Regions from separate parts of the Homo sapiens genome. Here region 1 is linked to region 2. Evidence: chromatin contacts called from ENCODE Hi-C or POLR2A ChIA-PET data. All regions are on one chromosome and are shown on one strand. Each heading gives the region's core, a stretch centred on a gene start or an enhancer-like site at or near the end of the contact. The rest is flanking DNA. Distances are from core to core; before and after follow the strand shown.

Region 1 (6,345 bases), core at 558-3,057, 130 kb before region 2:
GCCTCCGAAAGTGCTGGGATTATAGGCATGAGCCACTGGGCCCAGCCCTTTCTTTTTTTAAAATGGGAAATACCTTAACCGTATTAAAACTCCAACAACATGAATTCATACCATTAAAATCTTGCCCCCTCCACCCTGCCCCTTCCTCCCCACCCGGCCCACCCAAGGTAAACACAATTGTGTCTCTGATGTAGAAAGAAGCAGATGTGAACCCCTCTTGCTGCCTACCCCTTCTTATACAGAAATGACGTCCGGGCACCCTCTTGGGCTCCTTGCTTCTTTTTACTTCTCTGGTATCCCAGATAACGTTCCTAAGGGAAGAGTGATGCTACCCATATTTGAGTTTCTCCCACATGCTGTCCAAGCAGATAACTTTTGCCTCATGTAGGGCTCCACCACACCACTACAGAGGCTGTGTGGACAGAGAGGAAGAAGCCACTAACTGCCAGGGTTTAGTGGGAAAAGCATGACAAAAGAGGGAACAATCAAGTCGGCCATTGAAGGTTGTGTAGGAGTTTGCTGGATGGATGAGTGAAGGATGTTCTCAGTAGCAACACGTGCAAGTATGGTGCATGCCGCCTGAAGGCCAGGGGAAAAGGGGGTGCGCAGGTGGGAAAGACCATGGGGAGCATCTCCAAGGGTCTTGTGTAACTTGACCCTTGTCATTGTCTTAGACCTGCTGGGAGTTGCGAGCAGTTTCTAAGGCAGGGAAGTGATCCGATGAGACGGATGCTCTAGAAAGGTTGCCGCTATGAAGCGGAGGGAGGTTTGATGGGGCTGGGGCCTGGAGGAAGGGAGGCCAGCTGGGGGGTGGTCAGCACTGGGAGATGGAGAAGAGGGAACGAGTTGGAGACGGATTCAGGACTTGGAGAGTGATCACAGACATGGGAGATGATTTTCCAACACAGCAGCCTCCAGCCATGATGACAATATGACGGTGACATTAATGATAGCTTCGATTCCTGAGGGCACACTCAGAACCTGTGTGTCGGGCACTGTTCTGAGCACACTGCAGGTACTGACTCATGTATGCTCTCAACAGCCCCATGAAGAACCAGCATCATCCCCATCTTATGACTGAGGGAACAGGCTCAAGAATGTTCAGTTTTTCCCAGGGCTATCAGCTGAACATGGTGTGGCTGGGCCCTGGCTGCCACTGCCCCTGCCCTCCTCCTTTCCATGTGAAGGTACAATCCACACCAAAGGCTCACTTCTGTGCCTCCCAATGCCCAGCTGGAGCCACACACAGCTCTTCAGGCCCCACAATTAATTGGCATCCTCCAGACATCTGAGAGAGCCCAAGGGGACCAGGTCAGGAGCACGCTCTGGCAGGATTATCCCACCAGGGCCCACATGGATGTGGCTCTCAGGCTCCGAGGCTGCTCCCAGGGAGCACAGGTACTGGCTTTCCTTCCTTGGCAGGGCATCACCTGCGGGTCCCTAACCTTGTCCCCTGGAAACCTCACCTCCGACGTACACCTGTCCATCCCCCACCCCTCCCTATCGCCCCATCTGCGGTTTCCACTTCCGCCCCTCTCAAAGACCCTCTTCATGGTTCTGGTGAACGGACAGAGCGGCTGGAGCCCGTGTGGCCACCTGGCGTGGACCTCTCTTGGCCGCCGTCCCCGGCCCCCCGTCCTCGCTTCGTGAGGATGGGATGGAGTCTCCAGAGTGGGGAGGTGCAGGGGAGCCCCAGGGAAGGGATGGGTTGAAAGAAGCTTCAGTGGAAAGTTCATCTCCCGCCACATCCTTCAGCTGTTTACCAGTTTGACGGAGTTCTGGCATCCTGACATGAAAAGAGGCTCACCTCTCACCAACATCATTGAGGAAGGACCGAAATAGCAACAAAGGGAGACAAAGGAGGGGGGCGGGGGGTGGGGAGAGAGAGTCATGAGACAGAGAGGAAAAGAGGAAGACAGAGGGAGGGAGCGGTGTGCCTGAGCAGACAGTGGAAGGCAGGAGCAGCCAGACAAAGCCTTTGTCTTCCCTGGCCCCGAACCCCGCACTTGCTGGACCCCTTACATTGTGGCCTCACTTAATTCTCAAAACCTCCCAGAGCCTTAAGGTCTCCTAACGTCTGTTACCTTCCCTGTGGGAAAAGTGAAGCCCAGAGAAGTCATGGGACTAGTTCAAGGTCACCCAGCTAGGACCAGGGGAGCCAGGTTCACAGCCAGTCAGTGCAGCTACCACGGGGCAAGCAGGAGGGCGGGGAGGAGAGAAGATGGAAAGGTGATAGGCTGGAGGGGGAGAGGGTGGGTGGGAGGCCGGGAGACCATGACACGTTCTGTCCTGGGGAAGGATCCCCCACCCCCTCCGCAGAGGACCCGGGCCCTATCCTGGCTGAGGGCAGGTGCCCCCTCCCTGGCTCCCTTCCCCCAGCTCGTCCCACTTGCCCAGCCACCCACCAAGTGCAGAAGGAGGGGGAGGGGAGGGAGTGGTCCCCAGGGCCATGGGCTCTGGCTGAGATTCATTTTCCTTCAAGCCCCCTGCTCACAAAGAGTCCCTCTACCTGCGAGGTCTCCTGCCTCCCCTCCCTACGCTTAGCCCGACCAGGCCCACAATCACTGCCTCCTCTTCATTCTTCCACACAGTGGGGAGACAAAATGATCCTCGTCCAGACACTCACAGACACATTCCCCTCCATGGCCTCCAGGTCACACACACGGCTCTCCCTAGAAACAACAGCACTGGGTCCATGGGGCTCCGCTTCCTTCCCATGGCCTCCCCTCTGGGGTGACCATCCCTCCCTCCAGGCCTCACTCTCTGCCCTGGTTTCAAGGCAGGTGAAGGCTGTTTCTTATCTGAGGATGAGATACTAAAATAACTGGGGTCAGTAGCCCCCCTCAACTTTTCTGCATAGCCAAGACACAGCAATACCCTTCATCGCATCACTCCGATAGTCACCCTCTTTTCCCCCTTCTGTGGCCGGTGCCGTGACTTCCTGCAGTCTGCTCTGCGTTTGCTGCCCTTGCCTGCAGTCCTCCCACCTTCTTGGCAACCTGAAGACTAGGTGGGTGCATCCTGCGTGCAGCAGGAGAGACTCGGTACATGCTAGAGATGTACAGCCCCAGACGCATGTCTGTCCCTGCAGGACCCTCTCAGCTCATGCCCACGCTCACCCTCTAGCAAGAACAACCCATCCTGTAAGAGAGCCCTTCTGTGGTCCAGGGCCAGGCAAGGCCACCCACCGCAGCCTTTCGTCCCCAGGCCACCTACCCTGGGGATAGCTAGTGTAGGGCTGGAAGCAGCCAAGTCCTCCTGCTAACATCAAAGCCCCTCTGGCTGTGGGGACCCCTCTGAAGTACATGGGTGATGGCAGTAGCATTAACCCTGGAGCTCTGCCCAGTAAAAACCCCAAGATCCCCTCCCTCCCTTCCTGTTCCAGGAAACTCACCTCTTCTGCCCATACTCAAGTCTTCCTACTGCTTTGTCAAGCTCTCTTCTCCTTTCCTGATTTTATGGCTTGTTCTTTCTTTCTTTTTCTTTTTTTTTTTCTGAGCCAGGGTCTTGCCCTGTTGCCCAGACTGGAGTGCAGTGATATGATCATAGCTCACTGCAGCCTTGACCTCCCAAGCTCAATCAATCCTCCTACCCCAGCCTCCCAAGTACCTGGGACTACAGGCACACGCCACCACTCCTAGCTAATTCTTTCTTTCCATTCTTTCTTTTCTTCCTTTATCTCGCTCTCTTTCTCTCTCTCTTTCTTTTTCTCTTTCTCCTTCCTTCCTTCCCTCCTCTCCTCTCTCTCTCTTTCTTTCTTTTGACACGAGGTCTCACCATGTTACTCTCAAATGCCTAGGCACAAGCGATCCTCCCACCTCAGCCTCCCATAGTGCTGGGATTACAGGCATGAGTCACTGTGCCCGGCCTGCCTGTTCTTTCACTGAGACATGTTTGAGATTTGTATGCACCTTGCACGCACCCAAAAGCACACTTTCCTCCCAGCCCCTCACTAGTATCTGGCAGAGAGCCCAGAACCCTGACTCTGCCCCCGAGAGTGAGCTCCCTGCACACAGGCTGGCACAGCCTTGTGTCACCACTTTATTGACTGTTCTTAACTCACTGACCCAAGGCCTGACCATCCCAGTGGGATGAAGCCCCAGGGGCAGAAGGAAGTTGATTTAAGGCAACATTTGTCAAAACTGTAATCCATGTACATCTTCACAGTTTTTGCTTTATCTGTAGACCATTTGTTCTTTGGGTCACTTGATAGTTTTTCTTTAAGTGGACTCACTTATTTAAAACTTAAATTTATTTAAAAAGGAATTTTTAGACATCTTAAAAAATATCTGGCAGGTACTTTTCAAAAATGCCAATGTCATAGAATACAAAGACTCAAAAACTGTTTCAGATGAAAAGAGTCAAAGAGGCATCCCGAGTGAAGGCAAGGCATGACCTGACGTTTTCTTTTGCCATAAAGGACATTACAAGGACAGGCAGTGAAACAGGAAGGAGGTCTAGTGACTACAGGGTTATATCAGTGTTAGTTCCCTGATTTTGAAAAGTGTACTATACTTATGTAATAAAATAGTCTTGCTTTTAGGAAATACACACTGGAGTACTGACACATTTAGAGGTAAAAGAGGCCTGGTGCGGTGGCTCACACCTGTAATCCCAGCACTTTGGGAGGCCGAGGCAGGCGGATCACCTGAGGTCAGGAGTTCAAGACCAGCCTGGCCAACATGGTGAAACCCCATCTCTACTAAAAATACAAAAAATTAGCCGGGCGTGGTGGTGGGTGCCTGTAATCCCAGCACTTCGGGAGGCTGAGACAGGAGAATCGCTTGAACCCGGGAGGCAGAGGTTGCAGTGAGCCGAGACCACGCCATTGCACTCCAGCCTGGGTGACAAGAATGAAACTCTATGGCAAAAAAAGGAAAAAAAAAGAGGGATCCCAACTGAACGCAAGGCATGGCCTGGGGTTTTCTTTTGCCATAAAGGACATTACCAGGACTGGCAGTGAAAGAACAGCATGCTTTTAAATAATTCAGAAAAAAAGTGTGTGTGTGTGTGTGTGTGTGTGTGTGTGTGTGTGTAGGTAGGTAGGTAGGTAGGTAGTTTGGTGGGGAAGGTAGGGGGAGACACAGAGAGAGAGATTGGGAGAAAATATTAACACTAAGGGAATCTGGGTGAAAGGCATCCAGGAACTCTACTATGCTCGCAACTTTTCCGTATGTCTGAAATTGAATTAAAATTTAAAACAAACTCAAGGGAAGCTACATTGCCATTATAAATGGAAAACCAGTATCACTTGGTATACGTTGAAGATAATTGTAAAATAAAGTAATGCTGTTACTTTTGCTGGACACATTCGTCCACTAGAGTCTGAGTCTAGGACCCGCCTGTTCTTGGTTCTGTGTCGAGACGGGCAACGATGAGAGGGGTTAAAGACATCCTCGAACCAACCCGAGACACTCTCCTTTCTGTCATGAGAAGGACTGGTGCAGAGCTGAAAAGGGCATCATTTTCTCACTGTGTGATTCTGTGATCTTCAGAGTCCTGTCCTATGGCTTCAAGTTCAGGAACATTTGTTTCGTGAAAGTTTAACTGACACTGTCAGGGCCAGTTCCAACATGCAGCCCTGGCTCTGAGAGAGAAAACATGGTCCCTGCCCTCAGAAGCTCAACAGCGTGGGCAGTCATGGGTCCTGGGATGGAAGAGCTCGCTTCTCTGGATCCCAAAGTTCCTGGAGTCCCAGGAATCCAGAGGGGTGATTCAGGGCCAGCAGGTACCCCAGGAGCAGACACCCAGCAGTAGTGGCTCAGAACTGGCGAAGACAAAAGAACATCATCAGTGTGCGAGAAGTAAGGTGGCAGGAACTGGGCCCACAGTCTTTCACGGGGCAGCCTGATGCCCTAATCCATTTAGTGTTTGTTCTGATTCTTCCTGCTACCCGCTTCCCATTCTGCTTCCTTCTGACTGCCAAGGCGCCTTTCTATCCATCTTTCTTCAGGGCATATTTCATTTTCTTAATTAACTTTTTATTTTAGAATCATTTTAGACTTACAGAAAAATTGCCGAGTCATTTTGTACACCCCATACTCAGTTTCTCCTATTGTTAACATCTTACATTAGCATGGTAAATTCATCACAATTAATGAACCCATATTGATACATGATTATTCACCAAAGTCCACATATTATTTGGATTGCTTCAGGGTTTCTGTTTGGCTTGGTTTGGTTTGGTTTGGTTGGTTGGTTGTTGTTGTTTTTTGATTGCTTGTTTGTTTGTTTGAGATGGAGTTTCACTCTTGTCGCCCAGGCTGGAGTGCAGTGGCACGATCTCGGCTCATAGCAACCTCCGCTTCCCAGCTTCAAGTGATTCTCCTGCCTCAGCCTCCCAAG
Region 2 (5,703 bases), core at 221-2,720:
TGACACTAGCCAGGTTATCTAACATCTCCGCAACTCACTTCATCTGTAAAACGGGATCATCACCTATTTGGACATGTTCGCAAAATTCGGTATGTTCAGAAAGCCCTAGAACAGTGCCCAGCATATGAAGCCAAGCAACAAATCACAGCTATTGCTACCTGCAAAACAGCGGCCAGAAACTGCTCAGAAAGTCTACAATGAAAATGTTCTACTTAATGGAAATTACAAAGGCACGGAACCACATTTCCAAGATAATCTAGGTAAAAGGCTTTTCTGGGCACTATGACCGCAAAGAACAAAGACTCAGTTTAGCGTCCAGTATTTTCATTGCAACAGTCCCCGATCCCACCCGGAACTACAGAGTTCAGGTGTCTGCAGGGTTGCAGCTTTGGACAACAAAGTAAGAGTCTTTCTTTCCCCAGTTCCTCGGTCACCACCACCTCCAGCTCTAAGGCCAAAAGTCACAGAACTGAGAGTCTGGTGGCAGCATCTTGGTGCATTAGTAGGAAATGGGACTCCTGGAGCCAATAAAGAGGGTGGAAAAGGCCTTAGGCAGCAAGAGAACTGAGGTACCGCTGGAGCGAAGGGAAATGAGTGGGAAGTTTCTGGAGCTGAAGACTGACATTCCCAGGGTAAGTGAGCCCAGACAAGGTGTAGCTGGGAAAGCACTGCCTCAGCTCAGCGACTAAAACCCCAGGTTGTAGAGTCCACTCTGCCAGTAACTCACAAAACACCTCCAGTTAACTCCTTCTCCCATCCGTAAAGTGGGAAATCGCCTCATCGGCTGAGGAGGAAATGAAGAGGAACCAGGCATATAATGGGTATGTATACATCAGTGCCCTTTGCGCCCAGAGGGTCCCGGGGTAAGAAATGTTCAGTGATGCTGGGAGGTCCAAGTCTGAGTCCTGAACAAAGCCAAAGCTGAAACTCCCATCTCTCAATGCCCTGGAGAAAGGGCACAAGCCAGTAAGTCACAGAGCAAAGTCCCTCCAACCTCCCCTCTGCCACTCGTCTCCCGCGTGCCCTCTGGCAAGTCGGACCCTACTCTTAGGCCTCAGCTTCCCCATCTATACAATGGGCTAATTGGCTCTAATGTCATCAGAATTGTGACCGCAAGATGCTCACATATGGGACGAGGGCCTGCAGAGACGCAGAAAGGAGGGTGGCGGTGAGTGGTGGGGCGGAACTGGAGGTGCGACCCGCCGGGGAGCCGGGGCGGCGCCTCGCGCTCTCCCTCCCTCCCTCCCACCGCGAGGGGCAGGGGCGCCGGCCCCCGGCGAGAGTCACGCGCCCCTCGTGCCCAATCACCGGCCTCTGCCAGGATGAGGCGGGCAGGCGGGGGCGCTCCGGGAGCCACGGCCGGCGCCGCCCCCACCGTCGTCCTCTGCCCCGCCCGCCTGCGGCAGAGCCGGGACCCTCCCCAGTCTCCGCTCACCTGCCAGGGCCGCCGTCGCCGCCGCCACCGCGGGTTAAACCGCAGCCGCGCCCACACTTCCGGGGTCCGCCAGGCCCGCCCCCTACCGGATGTGACCCCCTTGCAACGTCCGGCGCCCCAGTGGCGCGCGTGCTCGCCCCGCGACCCCGTTGGCCGCCCCGCCTCGCGCGCCTCTGAGTTACCACGACATCGTGCCACACACACACGCTCGCGGCCGCCCGGGCCACAACCACGGGAGCGCCCACGAGACCCCTCCAGCGCTCGCCGCACGCCTCGGCCCCGCCCCCGGTAAGAGGCCCCGCCCACTGGGCGGAGACCAGGCCGCTCTGGGCTAGTGCGCCGGCGCGGACGTCCGCCGCCTTCCGAGTGGCCAGCGAGGACTCGCTCTGTACACAGCTCGATCTTGGGAGGCTTCTCAGAGGGACCCAAAAGGAGGGGGAAGCAGATGGAAGCCCAGAACCTAGGAGGAGCCCCAGATGGGCTGAGCTCAGACTGAGGAGCCCCAAGGCCACCACACACTCATTTCCATTTACTAGTTAATCTCTTTCCCCCACCCATTCATTCTACAGAATTACCAGTATTCCCCATCTCCTCCCTTCCCCCCTGGAAACAGGAGAGTCCAGCATAATAAGGAAGCCCCCTCTGCTCTAACCCTTAAAAAAAGGAATCTGAAGTGACCTGATGTTAACTAATCAGGTGTTTTTTTTTTTTTTTCTATTCTGTTCCCTTTCCCACCTATGAAACCCACTGCTCTGCTATTTCCCAGGGGAATTTGAGACCAAATAAGTCTATTTACAATGGTAACTGATGTCAATGTCTAAAGTTTCCAACCTCTCAAAATCAAGAGGTTGACCAAAAGGGGAGAAGTGTCCAGTTTAGCCTAAAGTTGTCTCCTGGCGTATCTTAAGTTTGTCCTAAAGGTTTCTCCGTACATAGTGAACTGGATCCTACTCATACCAATCACAGAGTTTCAGCCAATCACAGGCAGCCACCTGTTCAAACCTTGTTCCAATAAGGCAAATGTCAATCTGTCATTGGTAGGGAACCAAACTGGATCCCTTTGCCCTCAGAAAGCCAAACACCGAAGTATCAGGTTTTTGTAGAGGGAAAGATTTGTTGCAAGTCAACTGGGAAGGAGACATGCTCAAATCTGTCTCCCCAAGCCAGGGGCTGTGACAGGTGTTATAGGCAGAGGGTAATGAGCAGTGATCTGATTGAATCTTGCAATAAGCAATGATCTGACTGGATCTTGCCATGGGATGATGCCATGGCTCAATCTGATTAGATCATGGCTTATACCATGTATCTACTTCTTAATTCTGTTCCGGTTCTTTGGTCTGAGCATTTAGGTTGCGCCTGTGGTTGCATGCTTGGTTCTTCTGGGCACGCTCAGGTTACATAACTTGCAACCTGGGATCATGGCAACTGAAAAAACAACTCACCACTTTATTACACAAAGTTGAACCAGATGGGGCTGGTTCTGCGCTTACATAACTGGTCCAACTGTTTCTGTACCTCGCTTCTGTTTTCTGGACATCTATTTCCTTTTTCTTTTCTTATTTTTAAATTTTAATGATTATTTTTTAATAGAAATGGAGATTCGCTATGTTGCCCAGGCTGGTCTGGAACTCCTGGACTCAAGCAATCCTCCAGCCTCGGCTTCCCAAAGTGTTGGAATTACAGGCATGAGCCACCACGCCCAACCTGCTTTCCGTTTTCTATCCCTAAATGTTATCCAACCACCTGGCAGCCTCAGAGTCACTCTGAACCTATTCTGGTTCTGGGGGCTGACTGATTCACAAATCATTATTTGCTCAATTAAACTCTGTCAAACTGAATTTGTCAAAACTCCTTCTTATAACAGAAGGGGTCCATGAAGAAGGTCAGCTGCTGACCCTTCTGAGACACTGGTGACTCCTTTGAGCGGGGGCATGTTGGTTTTGCAAACATTTCACTTGGTACAGAATGTCAGAGTGACTCCCATTGACAGCACCTGTTTGAAAGCTAGGTTGAAATTGTTTCTGAGGGTTAGGGAGGGCCAGGGCAGATGACCTTAATTTTTTGTCATAAGCCTTTTTGTGCTATGTGATTTTTTTTTTTTTTTGAGACGGAGTTTCTCTCTTGTTGCCCAGGCTGGAGTGCAATGGTGTGATCTCTGCTCACTGCAACCTCCGCCTCCTGGGTTCAGGTGATTGTCCTGCCTGAGCGTCCCAAGTAGCTGGGATTACAGGCGCCTACCACCACACCCGGCTAGTCTTTGTATTTTTAGTAGAGACAGGGTTTCACCATGTTGCCAGGCTGATCTCGAACTCCTGACCTCAGGTGATCCACCCACCTCGGCCTCCCAAAGTGCTGAGATTACAGGCGTGAGCCACCACGCCCAGCTGCTATGTGATTTTTAACTCTGCATGTGTTTCATTTCTGAAGGAAAATAATTAGGAAACACTATTGATGGATTAGCTTGAGTTTATATCCAGCAATCTCTTCACTGATTAGTACCATGTTGGAAGGTGGGACATGGACATGATGGCTGGAGCAAGTGTAGTCATCTTGAACCATGAGGCGACCATAGGAATAGAGGCCACACTAGTGGCACAACAAAATAGAAGGAACCTGAGCCCTGATTCCGTAAAGGACCATGACACCACTGGACGGCTGCCTCTGGGCTCTGTGTGAGAGGGAAATAAACCACCTCGTGTCACTGTTGTTTTGGATTTTCTGTCACTTGTGCCCTTTAAGTCTTAGACTCTACTTCTGGAAAGCCCCTATATCCTAAGACTGGGTAACTTCCCCCCTTGTATGTTATTCAAACACCCCACCCTTCAGCCCTTTCTTAGCATTCTCTACACTTTTCTGTAGTTGACCTTTCACTCCCCCTAGATAGTAACTTCTCTAAGGACAGGCAGAGACTCTATTTTATACATCATTTTATGCAGATGCTGGAAACTGCTAACGCTAAAAAAAAAAAAAAAAAAGAAGAAGAAGAACTTGTGAATGTGACAGACACGATGATTCTACCAAGGGTGTTGAGGGGAAATGACACACTGCTGCCTACGCTCTCTCTCCGTGTCCTAAGTCGTTGCCACATTATCTTCTGGGGCCACAGGGTGCTGGCCCTCCTGAATAACCAAAGATAGAGAATTAGGACGAAGGAGGGAGGAAGAGAAAATTGCAGGAAATTCAAGTCATGGGAGGGAAGTGGCATTGGGAAAAAGGGTGCTCTTTCTATTTGGTTCCTGCTATTTTCGACTTTGGGCCTTTTGCAACTTCCCTTGGCTCTAGCCCCTCCTCCAGTCCTGGTCTCTTATCACACATACACCTATGTTCCCACGTTCTATACCTCAATTACACCCAATTTCATTCATAAGTGGAGTGGCCCTGATTAATGCAAAATTTTTAAGAAGTTATAAACACAAACAACCCCAGTTACAGAAGGGGGTACCTTACTCTGTTTCTCACATTCACTTCATTCCTTTGTTCATTCCACATGCATTCACTGAATACCCACACTGCTAAGACCTGCGGATACACAGATGAACAGATACCCTCTCCAGCCTCAAGGATGTCACATTTTTGGTTGAGATTGGAGAGAAAACAAAGTATCTCTAGCCCAAGATAACTCAATCCTTCAAATGACCCTGATCAGGAACAAAAAATATGACACTACGTTGAAGTATATACATTGCATTGCCTCTCTACCCCCTTCTAAAAAGTGAGGGTTTCATTTTGCTTCTTTGCTTGCTTGTTTGCTCAGCTGCTCAGCCCTGGACCTTGTCATACTGGTTGAATGGACGGACAGGTAACGTAAACAAGTAAGGAAGACAAGACAAGGAAGTTAAGAGTTCGAGGTAATGAGACATTTGAGAAGCTGAGGTATTGCGAGAGATTTGGGAACTGGGTTGGAAGAGCAGTTTTGTTGTTGTTTTGGGGGTTTTTTGTTTGTTTTTGAGACAGAGTCTCGCTCTGTCACCCAGGCTGGAATACAGTGGCACGATCTCGGCTCACTGCTACCTCCGCCTCCCGGGTTCAAGCAGTTCTCCTGCCTCAGCCTCCCCAGTGCTGGGACTATAGGCGCGTACCACCACGCCTGGCTAATTTTTAATATTTTTAGTACAGATGGGATTTCACCGTGTTAGCCAGGATGGTCTCAATCTCCTGACCTCAAGATCTGCCCACCTCAGCCTCCCAAAATGCTAGGATTACAGGTGTGAGCCACTGTGCCCGGCCGGAAGAGCAGTTTTTAAAGGAAGTTTTGCTATGTGGCATGT

What was found. A loop is a pair of places that touch in the nucleus more often than their neighbours do. ChIA-PET counts read pairs that join two places held with the same protein, here RNA polymerase II (POLR2A). Pooled maps may share reads with other maps.
Region 1: a loop to region 2 is called in a map of naive thymus-derived CD4-positive, alpha-beta T cell, with 7 times the contacts of the local background. The contact joins the enhancer-like site here to the promoter of VPS37C in region 2. A Hi-C loop is called at or near these places in 1 of 168 maps with a recorded cell type or tissue (naive thymus-derived CD4-positive, alpha-beta T cell) and 7 of 50 pooled maps. POLR2A ChIA-PET finds 5 or more read pairs at or near these places in 3 of 52 experiments (activated CD4-positive, alpha-beta T cell, activated T-cell and activated naive CD4-positive, alpha-beta T cell).

Annotation. Positions count from the first base shown.
Region 1 is chr11:61,024,629-61,030,973 of GRCh38, forward strand. It overlaps LOC105369325 (a long non-coding RNA gene), which reads right to left. Exons shown (of 2, transcript NR_188502.1): 2 at 4,235-5,767. Among named protein-coding and RNA genes, the nearest start is that of LINC02954, 28 kb to the right of the region's middle. RefSeq lists an enhancer at 1,555-2,120 and a silencer at 4,049-4,108. Within about 2 kb of position 1,808, at least 4 of the 41 ENCODE cell types and tissues checked have a DNase peak (open chromatin) inside an H3K27ac peak, as active enhancers do.
Region 2 is chr11:61,159,956-61,165,658 of GRCh38, forward strand. It overlaps VPS37C (VPS37C subunit of ESCRT-I), which reads right to left and starts at 1,471. Exons shown (of 5, transcript NM_017966.5): 1 at 1,436-1,471. RefSeq lists enhancers at 934-1,527, 1,528-2,120, 1,861-1,910, 1,921-2,060, 5,680-5,703 and a silencer at 1,111-1,870.